Linked DNA regions of Homo sapiens: region 2 is linked to region 1. A link is a loop called in an ENCODE intact Hi-C map of the cell type or tissue named here. Cell type or tissue: heart right ventricle. All regions are shown on one strand.

What was found. Hi-C counts contacts between places; a loop is a spot of excess contacts. Peaks named below come from ENCODE experiments on the same cell type or tissue, not always from the same donor. Only the 100,000 strongest peaks of a DNase experiment are listed, where the experiment ranks them.
Region 2: a loop joins it to region 1, with 5 times the contacts of the local background. A loop is called at or near these places in 32 of 110 quality-filtered maps.

Annotation. Positions count from the first base shown.
Region 1 is chr14:23,985,192-23,993,191 of GRCh38, forward strand. It overlaps DHRS4L2 (dehydrogenase/reductase 4 like 2), which reads left to right and starts at 3,738. Exons shown (of 8, transcript NM_198083.4): 1 at 3,738-3,884; 2 at 4,991-5,168. The coding sequence starts at 3,757. RefSeq lists an enhancer at 3,274-3,333 and a silencer at 3,504-3,753. In heart right ventricle, a CTCF peak has its summit at 3,600; DNase peaks (open chromatin) are centred at 1,740, 3,620 and 5,108; H3K4me3 peaks cover 1,331 bases; H3K27ac peaks cover 2,914 bases.
Region 2 is chr14:24,033,590-24,041,589 of GRCh38, forward strand. It overlaps the pseudogene DHRS4L1. Among named protein-coding and RNA genes, the nearest start is that of CARMIL3, 14 kb to the right of the region's middle. RefSeq lists a silencer at 2,662-2,801 and an enhancer at 3,252-3,341. In heart right ventricle, a CTCF peak has its summit at 3,332 (motif pointing left); DNase peaks (open chromatin) are centred at 2,912 and 3,292; H3K4me3 peaks cover 1,344 bases; H3K27ac peaks cover 1,473 bases.

The sequences.
Region 1 (8,000 bases):
CTGTTTGATCATATAGCCTTCAGTGGAATGCTGAGTTGGTCACGACCCTCAGGCCTTTGGCTCCCTACATTAAAACACCCATTTCACCAGATTAAAAATATTCAATAAAATTTCTAAAAAGCACTTAACACTTGCCAGCACTTACTAAGGAAGTGCTCAATAAATGCTGTTAACACTCTTACTATTATTTCTCTGCTTGGCAGTTGTCCTAATCCCACACCAGCCCTTCCACATAGCCTAATCCTGACTTGTGTCAGTGATGCATGACTCAACAGTGAATCTGGGACAGCTATTGCAAAATGCAAGACTTAAAATCCATCCCAGATGAATTCTCTTCTGGACCGCAGGCAGCCCTTGAAAAGGATGAGAGTAGAGCCCTCAATCATGGAGGCATTTGTCCCTCAAGATAGGCAGATGTTACCACCTCCATACAAGAACAATCCCATTGCCTATTACAGTTCCCATTTCAGAGAGATACTCCCACATATGTATGTATTTCCCTGAAAGGTTTCTTGTTCCTCTTCTTTTTTTATTTTTTTGAGATGGAGTCGCTCCTTCTGTTGCCCAGGCTGGAGTGCAGTGGCATGATCTCAGCTCACTGCAACCTCTGCCTCCCAGGTTCAAGCAATTCTCCTGCCTCAGCCTCCTGAGTAGCTGGGATTACAGGCACATGCCACCAGGCATGTATTTTTAGTAGAGACAGGGTTTCACCATGTTGGTCAGGCTGGTCTTGAACTCTTGACCATGCCCAGCTAATTTTTGTATTTTTAGTAAAGACAGGATTTCACCATGTTAGCCAGGCTTGTCTCAAACTCCAGACCACACCCGGCTCATTTTTTTATTTTCAGTAGAGACGAGGTTTCATCATCTCAGCCAGCTGGTCTCAAACTCCTGACCTCAAGTGATCTGCCCACCTCAGCCTCCTAAAGTGCTGGGATTACAGGCATGAGCCACCATGCCCACCCCAAGATTTCCTGTTCTTATCTCCAATAAGCCAGCTTGATGAGGAGTAGCGCTAGAGATTCCCATACTTCTTGACTTCCTTCTATCCTTTTCTGCTCACAGGCCCCCTGTGAGAACACTGCATGTTCTCACTCATAGGTGGGAATTGAACAATGAGAACACTTGGACACAGGGTGGGGAACATCACACACTGGGGCCTGTCGTGGGGTGCAGGCATGGGGAAGGGATAGCATTAGGAGGAATACCGAATGTAAATGATGAGTTAACGGGTGCAGCACACCAACATGGCACATGTGTACATATGTAAAAAACCTGCACGTTGTACACGTGCACCCTAGAACTTAAAGTATAATAAAAAAAAAAAAAGAAAGAAAGAAAGAAAAAGAAATAGTGCTGGAGGCCAAATAGCAACCCTGCCCACACAAGGAAGGGCCATGTGTTGTTCACCAAGCTCCCAAGCCACAATTCTCTTTTCCCAGAATCCTTTGCTCTTTGAAGTGTGGTCTTCCTCACTTTCCTGGAACCCTCAGCCCCTCAGTGGGCCCGTCTACCTCTGAAGAGAAGAGGAAGAGAGATCAAATACCCCCCTGGAGGCTTGTCCCTTTGAACCAAGCCCTGAGAACCCCCGCAGCAGTCCTCCTGTGTACCCTCCCCCCAGCCCCACACAGATGGAGAGCCCTGGGAAGGGTTCCCACAGTGCATGAGCTCCAAACAGTGCAAGAGCACAAGGAGTGTGGCGCTTCCAGCCTCTGTCAATAATTCATGAGGCTCAGACTGAGGAGCACCAGTCAGAGTCAGCTTTGCCTGGACATGGGGAAAATTATACTGCAGCTCTCCTGTCTCATCGGGATGTGCTGAGTAGCAAAGCAGAGTGCTGCAGCTGTAACTTCTTGGCTGAGGAAAACACTAGAAATCCAGTGCAGGCCTGTTCTATTACTTGCTCGCCATACACCCCCTTTTGAATGTTGAAATCCTTGTTTTTTTTCTTTTTGTTGAGACAGAGTCTCCATCTGTCGCTCAGGTTGGAGTGCAGTGGCGTGATCTTGGCTCACTGCAAGCTCCGCATCCCGTGTTCATGCCATTCCCCTGCCTCAGCCTCCCGAGTAGCTGGGACTACAGGCAAGTACCACCACGCCCGGCTAATTTTTTGTATTTTTAGTAGGGACGAGTTTCACCGTGTTAGCCAGGATGGACTTGATCTCCTGACCCCGTGATCCGCCCGCCTCGGCCTCCCAAAGTGCTGGGATTACAGGGTGAGCCACCACGCCCAGCTGAATGTCCAAATCCTTTTTCAGCTGCTCAGCTGACCTGCACATATACTAAATGAATCTTGAGCAAACATGAATTCTATTCAAAAGTCATGCCTAGAACTGGATTTCACAAACCAGGATTCTTTCCCCTCTAATTGTAGGGACTGGCATAAGGCTGCCAAACTGGTGATTTCACCAATAACACATCTCTAAACCTACCCATCTGCTTTCATCATCTTTTCTGAAACAAAACACTAACACACACACACACAAAAAGAAGGAAAGGTATACTCCACAATAAAGGACTGTTAAATAAGCTTAGCTTTATGAAACTCACTGTAATTGTTTCCTTTTCTCATTTTGCTTTGAACTAGTGAAAACGCTGCCATGAACCAGCACTGCTTCTCAGTCTGGCTTTGGAGGCCAGTGGGTTAAACTAATTCAGATACTTACCTTTGGGTCTGTTGCGGCCTTTCTACACTGTACCATAAGCCATCCATATTTATTCATTCTCCCGGAAACCCAGGAGGGAGATCATTTCAGCCCACTTGGCAGAAGTGGAGACTGAAGTCTTGGACACAGAATTTATAGCTGGCAAGGACTTTATTCATCATCCATACCCTCAGTAATTTACAGATGAAGAGTCTGGCCCAGGGCACCAATAATAATCACTACATGGTGGCAGTAACTACTATGTGCTTAGTAGCTTACAGTTCATAAAGAGATTTTGCATTCAACAAATATTTATTGAACTAGGATGGAGGCTAAGACCTGGGGACAGAGTGGTTAGGGAGAACTTGAGTGCCCCGAGTTCTTTGCATTTCCACCACTGCTTGAGGGACTGTCCAGCCTCCTCGCTACCACTTAGCCCCTGTAAAGGAGGAAGTCCCTTTGGCGAGGGATATGAGATCCTGTTTTGCCAATGACCGTAGTCTGCCCTCCAAGGGCCCGTGAAGATGGAAGAGACCTTGGGCAGAGTGAAGGGCAGTGCCAGGCCTGGCGCAGCTACTGCCTATCACGTCTCTCTCCCAGGCTGCTCCAGCCTCACCTGGTGGACTCCATGGGGACCACAGGCCTCACCTCCATGGGCAGTCTCAAAACATTTGCCCTCCTGTGGGCTGTCACATACATAGACCCAGACTTTCTTGGAGAAGGAATTCTGAAGAAGCAAAAGCAACCAACTCAAAACCCCCACTTCCCCAAGAAGAAAACGTGGACAAGCAGATGCAGAAGGGCAGCAGCCAAAGTCTGCGGGTTCCTGCGGGGGCCAGGGGAGGGGCGAGCCCTACAGGCAACTTGAACGGAGAGCGCTTTGATCACTCACCAGCCCGGGAAGGCAAGCCCCAGTCAGGCGGAAGGTAGCTGGCTGCGGGGCGGGGCGACTGGCGGGCGGCGGGAGGCGCCAACCGCCACAGACGACTCCCAGCTGGCCGAGGGCGGGAAGGGGGCAGGCAGGGAAGCGGCCCGCCCTTCGTCCTGCCCCTTCGCCCTACTCTGTCACCTCCGCTGGAAGGAGTGGAACCCAGACTTGCTGGTCTGATCCATGCAGATGGCCAGGCTGCTAGGCCTCTGTGCCTGGGCACGGAAGTCGGTGCGGATGGCCAGCTCCAGGATGACCCGCCGGGACCCGCTCACAAATAAGGTGGCCCTGGTAACGGCCTCCACCGACGGGTGAGTGTTGGTGCCGGAGTTTCTGAGGCCCTGGCTGCCTGGAAACATGCACTGGTGTCTCGTCCTTTGCCTCCAGTGCCCCTGTCCTCAGACCTCACATACCGCCAAAGTCTGGCCATGGAAAAAAAGTAGCCACGTGGTCCGCCTGAAGCCCCTCCGAATACCCTGGCCCTCCCTTGCCAGCCCTTCTGTCCCTGCTGCCTCTGGCACAACTGTGCCACCTCTGTGCAGCCCCATCGATCTAGTCCCCCCAGTGTTCTGGGCTGCCCCAGTCAACCAGCCTTACCTAGCCTCTGGGAAGACCAGAAACTGGAAATGCAAGGGAATCTGGATTCAAAATCTTATAACAAGGCCTCCAGCTTTTTGAAAATGTACCATTCTATTTGGGCTCCAGAAAGTGTCCCGGAACCCCTCCCCCTTACCTAGATGGGACACCAGAGCCATGTGTCGAGACTTTTTTTTAGGTCGGTACATCTGGGCCTACCTTGCCCAGCCTGTTTCTCACCCACCTCTCTTGTCAGTCCTGGTTCTCATTTCTACAGGACTTTGCTAGATGCCAGCTCTTCACAAAACTAAAATACAAATGTAGATAAAATGCTAATGGCTGACAACTGCAGAATGTGTAACTCTTCTTCCCAAGGCAATATTTACGTTTTTGACCAGAGACCATCTTTTCACATGCACCCCAAAAAATAATTATGGAAAGAATTTTGAGAATGATGTAGACTAGTAAGAAAGAAACCTGGCGGCAGGACTGTTCTGAGTGAGACCTTCAAATCACGGAAGTGGCTGCTGCTGCACACCCAGCTCATTTCTCACCTCTCAGTCCCAACAGGAGATGAAGCCTGTCACCCGTGGTGGGAACTGTAGAAAGTGATGTCAGTTCTTGGGAACTAAGGCTGTGATCCAGGTCATAATAAAAATAAGTAAAGCAGTGCTAAAAATGGCCATGCCATTAAGCCTGTTTTACACATAGTAGGCACACGTAGGAGTTATATAGAGAAAGAGCCAGAATTCAAACCCGGGCAGTCTTAACTTCAGAGCCCATGCTGTCGACCTCTTCCCCTGCACAGGCCTTAGCAGTCTTTGTCTCTTTCTGCTCACAGGATCGGCTTCGCCATCGCCCGGCGTTTGGCCCAGGACAGGGCCCACGTGGTCGTCAGCAGCCGGAAGCAGCAGAATGTGGACCAGGCGGTGGCCACGCTGCAGGGGGAGGGGCTGAGCGTGACGGGCACTGTGTGCCATGTGGGGAAGGCGGAGGACCGGGAGCGGCTGGTGGCCATGGTGAGCTGCAGGGAAATGGGCACAGAGCCAGGAGGTGGAAAAGGAAGCCAGCCTGAGCCTCCTTCCCTGCTTTCCTAGACAGCAGCACATTTTTACTGTGTGCCTTTCTATTATGTCCATATACTAACGTCAGAGAATCATCCCATCTCAGTCAGAGAATTTTAAAACATTCTAATGCTTCAACCCTGCATCATCCCTTGAGTACCCCAAAGAAACAGCTGGTACTGGTTCTGCAGTAATTTTCAATCTAATTGAACAGATGTGAAGGGTAAATACAATCACAAAATAGATGTTCCCACCCATGAGCTAATAAACATTCCCCTCTTCTTCAGCTTATAGAGTCAAGTCCCTGGGAACCTCAGGAAGCAGCCCACCATGTTTCAGCCACTTACTATGTGCCATTTCCTGTGTTCAGAGCCTTACACAGGTTATCTCTAGACCTGACAACAACCCAAGCAAGGCAAGGACTATTCTCTCAGTCTGCAGACCCTGGCTCAGATAGCTGGAGCAACTTCCCAAGGTCCCACAGCCAGTAAGGAAAGACCCAGACCTCCCAAGCTCCCTTCCTTTATTGGCTGCCTGTGGACTACCAGGTACTGGACTTCAGTCTCAAAGAAAGTACATAAGTCAATGTCATAATTAGTAGTGGACAACAGCCTTGCAGCTGCTGAAGCAACTATGAAGCATTCACAAAGGAAGCTCCTCTTCCCTTGAGGCTCAGGGCACACACTTTATTTCCCAGAGTGGAAGGGAGAATCTACCCAAAAATGGAAAGTACAGGATTCTGCTAACAGATTGGAAGGTTGGCAGAAATAATTTGCATAATCTTCTTAGAAGAGGAGGATCTTAAGCAATAGTAGACAGAATAGGGTAATTCCATTTTTAAGGAACAGTCTGGCAGACACTCAAATGTGCATTGGAAAGAGCCAAATATGAGTCCAAGAAAGTCACAAATGTGAGTCCAAAAAAGCTTGGCTTAGACTGGTCGACAAAGCCCAAGATTGGGGCCTTGATCCTGATGGTGGAAGGAGCCGTTTGGGAGTCTGGATCAATTAGCACTAACCATACGACATGTAAGTAGCAATGTAATGTGAAAATCCTCCTAGAAAAACAACCTGTGCCCCCCACCAGGTTCACTTAACATGGCCTACAGGCCTGGCCCAGAAGTGGTACTTGAGCTAAACCTTAAGGAATGGATGGGAATGGACAGATGGAATAGTGACGAGGTTCCAGATAACTCTGCAAAATGAGCAGACAGCCAAGGAGGAACTGAAGGAAAGAGAGGAGCACTGTCAGTCCACAGTGGAGAGCACAGGCTCAGGAGTACTGCTGGGGAAGGGGCTGCATTGGAAAGATAGAGGCCATGGGCCTCCATATCTTTTTTTTTTTTTTTTGAGACAGAGTTTCATTCTTGTTGCCCAGGCTGAAGTGATATGGCACAATCTCAGCTCACTGCAACCTACGCCTCCAGGTTCAAGCAATTCTCATGCCTCAGCCTCCCGAGTAGCTAGGATTACAGGCATCCACCACCACGTCCAGCTAATTTTTGTATTTTTAGTAGAGACGGGGTTTCACCATGTTGGCCAGGCTGGTCTTGAACTCCTGACCTCAGGTGATCCACCCCCTCGGCCTCTCAAAGTGCTGGGATTACAGGCGTGAGCCACTGTGCCCGGCCATAGCTTCTTAAAAGGATACGTTAAGGACCTTAAAAGGATATGGCCTCTTAAAAGGATATGTTTACACATTCTTGCAGCAAATAAGAAGCCATGTGAGGTTTTGAGCAAGAGAAAGATGGTTATTAGGAAAGCTAATCTGGCTCTGGTAGGAAGGATATACAGAGGAGACACCGAATCCAGGGCATCAGTGAGGAAGCTGTTGCTGTCGTCCAGGTTTAGAGCAGTGGCGGCGGGACTGGAATAGATGTGCCCAAGAGACATTTAGTGGAAACGAACCAAGATTTTCCAACCCCATGTCAAAAAGTGGGAAATAGAGAAGTCAAAAATGACTCTCAGGTAGTTTGTATGACCATTGTCAGAGAAGAGAATGATAGAATACTTGTCAGCAATTTGAAATGTCTTCTGCCAGTTGCCACATGTTACCCTGCAATAAGAAAAGCCACTGCCCTGAGAATGGATACTACCCAGTGGCCTCCTCATCTGCACACCACGAAGCTTCTCACTGGTGTTGTAAGTGGAAACCAGAGTAGCTGCCTATCTGCTTGATTATATTTTTTCTTAAAAATGTATAACTATCAGAACACAGAACAAACAGCTCCTAACCGCTTTAGTGTAGTGATCACACAATTTAGAATAAGACTTAGAAGACTTTCTTTTATTTTTTTCCAGAGACAGTGCCTCATTCTGTTGCCCAGGCTGCAGTGCAGTGACATGATCATAGCTCACTGTAACCTCGAAGTCCTGAACTCAAGCAATCCTCCCACCTCAGCCTCCCAAGTGGCTAAAACTATAGGCATGCACCACCACACCAGTTCATTTTTTAAATTTTTTGTAGAGTTGGGGCTGTATTTCCCAGGCTGTTTTGAACTCCTGGCCTCAAGTGGTCCTCCCCACTGGGCCTACCAAAGTGCTAGGATTATAGGTGTGAGCCACCACACCCAGCCTCATTCATCTTTTATGGTTTGCTGTCTCTGTTCAATCAAAACCCAGCCTCCTCCCATCTCTGTGCTGACAGACCTGGAAGGAGAGGAGTATGGGGTATACAGCAGAGTAGAAAATGTCTCCAGGTGATTCTAGAGCAATCCATTGTCTCCTCCCAGCCCAAACACATGTGTACTGAGCACAGTGCACATCACTTATTAACTTACTCTGCACC
Region 2 (8,000 bases), 48 kb after region 1:
GCTCACTGCAACCTCTGCCTCCCAGGTTCAAGCAATACTCCTGCCTCAGCCTTCTGAGTAGCTGGGATTACAGGCACGTGCCACCAGGCCTGGCTAGTTATTGTACTTTTAGTAGAGATGGAGTTTCACCATGTTGGTCAGCCTAGTCTCGAACTCCTGACCATGCCCAGCTAATTTTTGTATTGTTAGTAAAGACAGGTTTTCACCATGTTGGCCAGGCTGGTCTTGAGCTCCTGACCACACCCGGCTAATTTTTGTATTTTCAGTAGAGACTAGGTTTCAGCATATTGGCCAGCTGGTCTCAAACTCCTGACCTCAAGTGATCTGCCCACCTCAGCCTCCTAAAGTGCTGGGATTACAGGCATGAGCCACCATGCCCGGACCAAGATTTCCTGCTCTTATCTCCAATAAGCCAGCTTGATGAGGAGTAGTGCTAGAGATTCCCACACTTCTTGACTTCCTTCTATCCTTTTCTGCTCACAGGCCCCCTCCCTAATGTCCCCTGTGCTCTCCGCAAAAGAAATAGGCTGGAGGCCCAATAGCAACCCTGCCCACACAAGGGAGGGCCATGTGATGTTCACCAAGCTCCCAAGCCACAATTCTCTTTTCCCAGAATCCTTTGCTCTTTGAAGTATAGTCTTGCTCACCTTCCTGCAACCCTCAGCCCCTCAGTGGCCGTGTCTACCTCTGAAGAGAAGGGGAAGAGAGATCAAACGCCCCCTGCAGGCCTGTCCGTTTGAACCAAGCCTTGAGAACCCCCACAGCCGTCCTCCTGTGTACCCCCACCCCAGCGCCACACACAGATGGAGAGCCCTGGTAAAGGTTCCCACAGTGCATTAGCTCCAAACAGTGCAAGAGGACAAGGAGTGTGGTGCTTCCAGCCTCTGTCAATAGTTCATGAGGCTCAAACTAAGGAGCACCAGTCAGAGTCAGTTTTCCCTGGACATGGGGAAAATGATACTTAAGCTCTCCTGTCTCATCGGGATGTGCTGAGTAGCAAAGCAGAGTACTGCAGCTGTAACTTCTTGGCTGAGGAAAACACTATCAATACAGTGCAGGCCGTCCTATTACTTGCTCACTATACGCCACCGTTTGAATGTCGAAACCCTTTTTTTTTTTTTTTTTTGAGACAGAGTCTCCATCTGTCGGTCAGGCTGGAGTGCAGTGGCATGATCTCGGCTCACTGCAAGCTCCGCATCCCGGGTTCATGCCATTCTCCTGCCTCAGCCTCCCGAGTAGCTGCGACTACATGCACATGCCACCACGCCCGGATAATTTTTTGTATTTTTAGTAGAGACCGGTTTCATCGTGTTAGCCAGGATGGACTTGATCTCCTGACCTTGTGATCCACCTGCCTCGGCCTCCCAAAGTGCTGGGATTACAGGGTGAGCCACCACGCCCTGCTGAATGTTGAAATCCTTTTTCAGCTGCTCAGCTGACCTGCACATACACTAAATGAATCTTGAGCAAACATGAATTCTATTCAAAAGTCATGCCTAGAACTGGATTTTACAAACCAGGATTCTTTCCCCTCTAATTGTAGGGACTGGCATAAGGCTGCAAAACTGGTGATTTCACCAACAACACATCTCCAAACCTACCCATCTGCTTTCATCATCTTTTCTAAAAGAAAACACTAACACACAAAAAAAGAAGCAAACGTATACTCCACAATAAAGGACTGTTAAATAAGCTTAGCTTTATGAAACTCACTGTAATTGTTTCCTTTTCTCATTTTGCTTTGAACTAATGAAAACGCTGCCATGAACCAGCACTGCTTCTCAGTCTGGCTTAGGAGGCCAGTGGGTTAAACTAATTCAGATGCTTACATTTGGGTCTGTTGGGGCCTTTCTACAGTGTACCATAAGCCATCCATATTTATTCATTCTCCCGGAAACCCAGGAGGGAGATCATTTCAGCCCACTTGGCAGAAGTGGAGACTGAAGTCTTGGACACAGAATTTATAGCTGGCAAGGACTTTATTCATCATCTACTCCATACCCTCAGTAATTTACAGATGAAGAGTCTGGCCCAGGGCACCAATAATAATCACTACATGGTGGCAGTAACTACTATGTGCTTAGTAGCTTACAGTTCATAAAGAGATTTTGCATTCAACAAATATTTATTGAACTAGGATGGAGGCTAAGACCTGGGGACAGAGTGGTTAGGGAGAACTTGAGTGCCCCGAGTTCTTTGCATTTCCACCACTGCTTGAGGGACTGTCCAGCCTCCTCGCTACCACTTAGCCCCTGTAAAGGAGGAAGTCCCTTTGGCGAGGGATATGAGATCCTGTTTGGCCAATGATCATTGTCTGCAACATGGAGACCTTGGGCAGAGGGAAGGGCAGTGCCAGGCCTGGTGCAGCTACTCCCTATCACGTCTCTCTCCCAGGCTGCTCCAGCCTCACCTGGTGGACTCCATGGGGACCACAGGCCTCACCTCCATGGGCAGTCTCAAAACATTTGCCCTCCTGTGGGCTGTCACATACATAGACCCAGACTTTCTTGGAGAAGGAATTCTGAAGAAGCAAAAGCAACCAACTCAAAACCCCCACTTCCCCAAGAAGAAAAGGTGGGCAAGCAGATGCAGAAAGGCAGCAGCCAAAGGCTGCGGGTTCCTGCGGGGGCCAGGGGAGGGGCGAGCCCTACAGGCAACTTGAACGGAGAGCGCTTTGATCACCCGCCAGCCCGGGAAGGCAAGCCCCAGTCAGGCGGAAGGTAGCTGGCTGCGGGGCGCGGCGACTGGCGGGCGGCGGGCGGCGGGAGGCGCCAACCGCCACAGACGACTCCCAGCTGGCTGAGGGCGGGGAGGGAGCAGGCAGGGAAGCGGCCCGCCCTTCGTCCTGCCCCTTCGCCCTACTCTGTCACCTCGCTGGAAGGAGTGGAACCCAGACTTGCTGGTCTGATCCATGCACAAGGCGCGGCTACGAGGCCACTGTGCCCGGGCAGGGAAGTCGGTGCGGTTGGCCAGCTCCGGGATGACCCGCCGGGACCCGCTCACAAATAAGGTGGCCCTGGTAACGGCCTCCACCGACTGGTGAGTGTTGGTGCCGGAGTTTCTGAGGCCCTGGCTGCCTGGAAACAGGCACTGGTGTCTCGTCCTTTGCCTCCAGTGCCCCTGTCCTCAGACCTCACATACCGCCAAAGTCTGGCCATGGAAAAGAAGTAGCCACGTGGTCCGCCCGAAGCCCCTCCGAATCCCCTGGCCCTGGACCCTCCCTTGCCTGCCTTCGTGTCCCTGCTGCCTCTGGCACAACTGTGCCTCCTCTGTGAAGTCCCATCGATCTAGTCCCCCCAGTGTTCTGGGCTGCCCCCGTCAACCAGCACCACCTAGCGTCCGGGAAGACCAGAAACTAGAAATCCAAGGGAATCTGGATTTCAAAATCATATCCCAAGGCCTCCAGCACTTTGAAAATGTACCAGACATTCTATTTGGGCACCGGAAAGTCTCCCGGAACCCCTCCCCCTTACCTAGATGGGACACCAGAGCCAAGTGTCGAGATTTTTGTTTAGGTCGGTACATCTGGGCCGACCTTCGCCAGCCTGTTTCTCACCCACCTCTCTTCTCAGTCCTGGTTCTCATTTCTACAGGACTTTGCTAGATGCCAACTCTTCACAAAACTAAAATACAAATGTAGGTAAAATGCTAATGGCTGACAAGTGCAAAATGTGTAACTCTTCCTCCCAAGGCAATATTTACATTTTTGACCGGAGACCATCTTTTCACATGCACCCCAAAAAATAATTAAGGATAGAATTTTCAGAATGATGTAGACTAGTAAGAAAGAAACCTGGAGGCAGGGCTGTTCTGAGTGAGACCCTCAAATCACGGAAGTGGCTGCTGCTGCAAACCCAGCTCATTTCTCACCTCTCAGTCCCAAGAGGGGATGAAGCCTGTCACCCATGGTGGGAACTGTAGAAAGTGATGTCAGTTCTTGGGAACTGAGGCTGCAGTCCAAGATGATAATAAAAATAAGTAAAGGAACGCCAAAAATGGCTGTGCCATTAAGCCTGTTTTACACGTAGTAGAGACACATGGAGGTCATATAGAGAAAGAGCCAGAATTCAAAACCGGGCAGTCTAACTTCAGAGCCCATGCTGTCCATCTCTTCCCCTGCACAAGCCTTAGCAGTCTTTGTCTCTGCTCACAGGATCGGCTTCGCCGTCGCCCAGCGTCTGGCCCAAGACGGGGCCCACGTGGTAGTCAGCCGCCGGAAGCAGCAGAATGTGGACCAGGCAGTGGCCACGCTGCAGGGGGAGGGGCTGAGCATGACGGGCACTGTGTGCCATGTGGGGAAGATGAAGGACTGGGAGCGGCTGGTGGCCACAGTGAGCTGCAGGGAAATGGGCACAGAGCCAGGAGGTGGAAAAGGGAGCCAGCCTGAGCCTCCTTCCCTGCTTTCCTGGACAGCATTGGTGAGATCCAACGCAGTGATGTTAACTAAAACATAACAGTGTGTTCTGCATACCCAACCAGCCCACCAGCACGTTTTTATTGTGTGCCTTTCTATTATGTCCATATATTAAAGTTGGAGAATAATCCCATCCCAATCAGAGAATGTTAAAACATTCTAATGCTTCAACCCTGCATCATCCCTTGCATACCCCAAAGAAACCGCTGGTACTGGTTCTCCAGTAATTTTCAACCTAACTGGACAGATGAGAAGGGTAAATACAATCACAAAATAGATGTTCCCACCCATGAGCTAATAAACATTCCCCTCTTCTTCAGCTTACAGAGTCAAGTCCCTGGGAACTTCAGGAAGCAGCCCACCATGTTTCAACCACTTACTATGTGCCATTTCCTGTGTTCAGAGCCTTACACAGGTTATCTCTAGACCTGACAACAACCCAAGCAAGGCAAGGACTATTCTCTCGGTCTGCAGACGCTGGCTCAGATAGCTGGAGCAACTTCCCAAGGTCCCACAGCCAGTAAGGAAAGACCCAGACCTCCCAAGCTCCCTTCCTTTATTGGCTGCCTGTGGACTACCAGGTACTGGACTTTAGTCTCAAAGAAAGTATATAAGTCAGTGTCACAGTTAGTAGTGGATACCAGCCTTCCAGCTGCCGAAGGAAATATGAACCATCCAGCAAAGCAAGCTCCTCTTCCCTTGAGGCTCAGGATACACACTTTATTTTCCAGAGTGGAAGGGAGAATCTACCCAAAAATGGAAAGTACAGGGTTGTGCTAACAGATTGGAAGGTTGGCAGAAATAATTTGCATAATCTTAGAAGAGGAGGATCTTAAGCAATAGTAGACAGTAGCATGGTAGACAGTATAGGGTAATTCCGTTTTTAAGGAACTGTCTGGCAAATGCTCAAATGTGCATTGGAAAGAGCCAAATGTGAGTCCTAGAAAGTCACCTTGCCTGGCCTAGGCTGGTGGACAGAGCCCAAGATTGGGGCCTTGATCCTGATGGTGGAAGGAGCCGTTTGGGAGTCTGGGTCAATTAGTGACTAACCATATCACATGTAAGTAGCAATGTAATGTGAAAACCCTGTTGGGAAAACATCCTGTGGCCCCCACCAGGTTCACTTAACATGGCCTACAGGCCTGGCCCAGAGGTGGTACTTGAGCTAAACCTTAAGGAATGGATGGGAATGGACAGATGGAATAGTGACGAGGTTCCAGATAACTCTGCAAAATGAGCAGACAGCCAAGGAGGAACTGAAGGAAAGAGAGGAGCACTGTCAGGCCACAATGGAGAGCACAGGCTCAGGAGTACTGCTGGGGAAGGGGCTGCATTGGAAAGATAGAGGCCATGGGCCTCCATATCTTTTTTTTTTTTTTTTTTTTTTTTTTTTTTTTTTTTTTGTGACGGAGTTTCACTCTTGTCGCCTAGGCTGGAGTACAGTGGCACCATCTCGGCTTACTGCAACCTCTGCCTCCCAGGTTCAAGCAATTCTCCTGCCTCAGCCTCCTGAGTAGCTGGGATTACAGGTGCCCACCACCATGCCCAGCTAATTTTTGTATTTTTAGTAGAGACGGGGTTTCACCATGTTGGCCAGGCTGGTCTTGAACTCCTGACCTCAGGTGATCCACCCACTCAGCCTCCCAAAGTGCTGGGATTACAGGCGTGAGCCACTGCGCCCGGCCATAGCTTCTTAAAAGGATACGTTAAGGACCTTAAAAGGATATAGCCTCTTAAAAGGATATGTTTACACACTCTTGTAGCAAATAAGAAGCCATGTGAGGTTTTGAGCAAGAGAAAGATGGTTATTAGGAAAGCTAATCTGGCTCTGGTAGGAAGGATATACAGAGGAGACACCAAATCCAGGGCATCAGTGAGGAAGCTGTTGCTGTCGTCCAGGTTTAGAGCAGTGGCGGTGGGACTGGAATAGATGTGCCCAAGAGACATTCAGTGGAAACGAACCAAGATTTTCCAACCCCATGTCAAAAAGTGGGAAATAGAGAAGTCAAAAATGACTCTCAGGTAGTTTGTATGACCATTGTCAGAGAGGAGAATGATAGAATACTTGTCAGCAATTTGAAATGTCTTCTGCCAGTTGTCACATGTTACCCTGCAATGAGAAAAGCCACTGCCCTGAGAATGGATACTACCCAGTGGCCTCCTCATCTGCACACCACGAAGCTTCTCACTGGTGTTGTAAGTGGAAACCAGAGTAGCTGCCTATCTGCTTGATTATATTTTTTCTTAAAAATGTATAACTATCAGAACACAGAACAAACAGCTCCTAACCACTTTAGTGTAGTGATCACACAATTTAGAACACTTAGAAGACATCTTTTTCTTTTCCCCCCAGAGACAGGGCCTCACTCTGTTGCCCAGGCTGGAGTGCAGTGGCATGATCATAGCTCACTGTAACCTCCAACTCTTGAGCTCAAGCAGTCCTCCCCCGTCAGCCTCCCAAGTGGCTAAGATTATAGGCATGCACCACCACGCCAGTTCATCTTTTAAATTTGTTGTAGAGTTGGGGCTTTATTGCCCAGGCTGGTTTTGAACTCCTGGCCTCAAGCGGTCCTCCCTACTGGCCGTACCAAAGTGCTAGGATTATAGGTGTGAGCCACCACACCCAGCCTCATTCATCTTTTATGGTTTGCTGTCTCTGTTCATTCAAAACCCAGCCTCCTCCCATCTCTGTGCTGACAGACCTGGAAGTAGAGGGGCATGGGGTATGCAGCAGAGTAGAAAATGTCTCCAGGTGATTCTGGAGCAATCCACTGTCTTCTCCCAGCCCAAACACACGTGCACTGAGCACAGCACACATCACTTATTAACTTATTCTGCACCTCCCTAGTAACAAGTACATTGGTGAGACTTACACAGAGCCAAGGCAGGTGACTTGGCTTTGTGCCAGGATACCAAAATTTAAAGGGTGCAAGAAAGTATTCATACTGGTTTTAAAAGAGTACTTGACTTTAAATTTTGTTAGATTTACACGTTGACAGCCCAGGCATTTCTTCAACTGTGTTGAAGGTTAGCACCTAGTTAACAAGAATAATTAGTTAAAATGGGAAGCTAGCAGATGGTGTACATTGTTAATAACACCCCTCCGTGGGCCAAATCCGGAGCACAAAATTGACCAAGGGCCCATGTACTGCTACTTGCCCAAGGCATCAAAATTGCCAGTTCCAGGCAAATGCAAAGTCTGGTTTCAGGGTGGCTTTGTACTGAAAACCCTTGTTGGCAGATTCTGCTTGGCCATTCATTACTCTAGCACATGCCTCACTACCTACTTATAACTTATTAAGGAGGTGAGATGTTGCCTTTCTTGGCTTTCTCAGTTTAAATTTCCCTTTCTGCCTTGAATCTTTCATGCCTCCAGGTCAAAAGAGAGAGACAGAGACAGGGAAAATGACATCATAACCAAATATGGAATTGCTTTAAATTCAGGCTGGTATCTTCTCCCATCATGGCTCTCCTGGGCAGCCGGTTTCCTAATGACCCCAGCTCACTTTCAGAGGGCTCTTACGAATTAGCTCTGTGCTACAAAGTGGGAGACTGACCTCAGTTCTTCCACCACTAACTAGCTTTA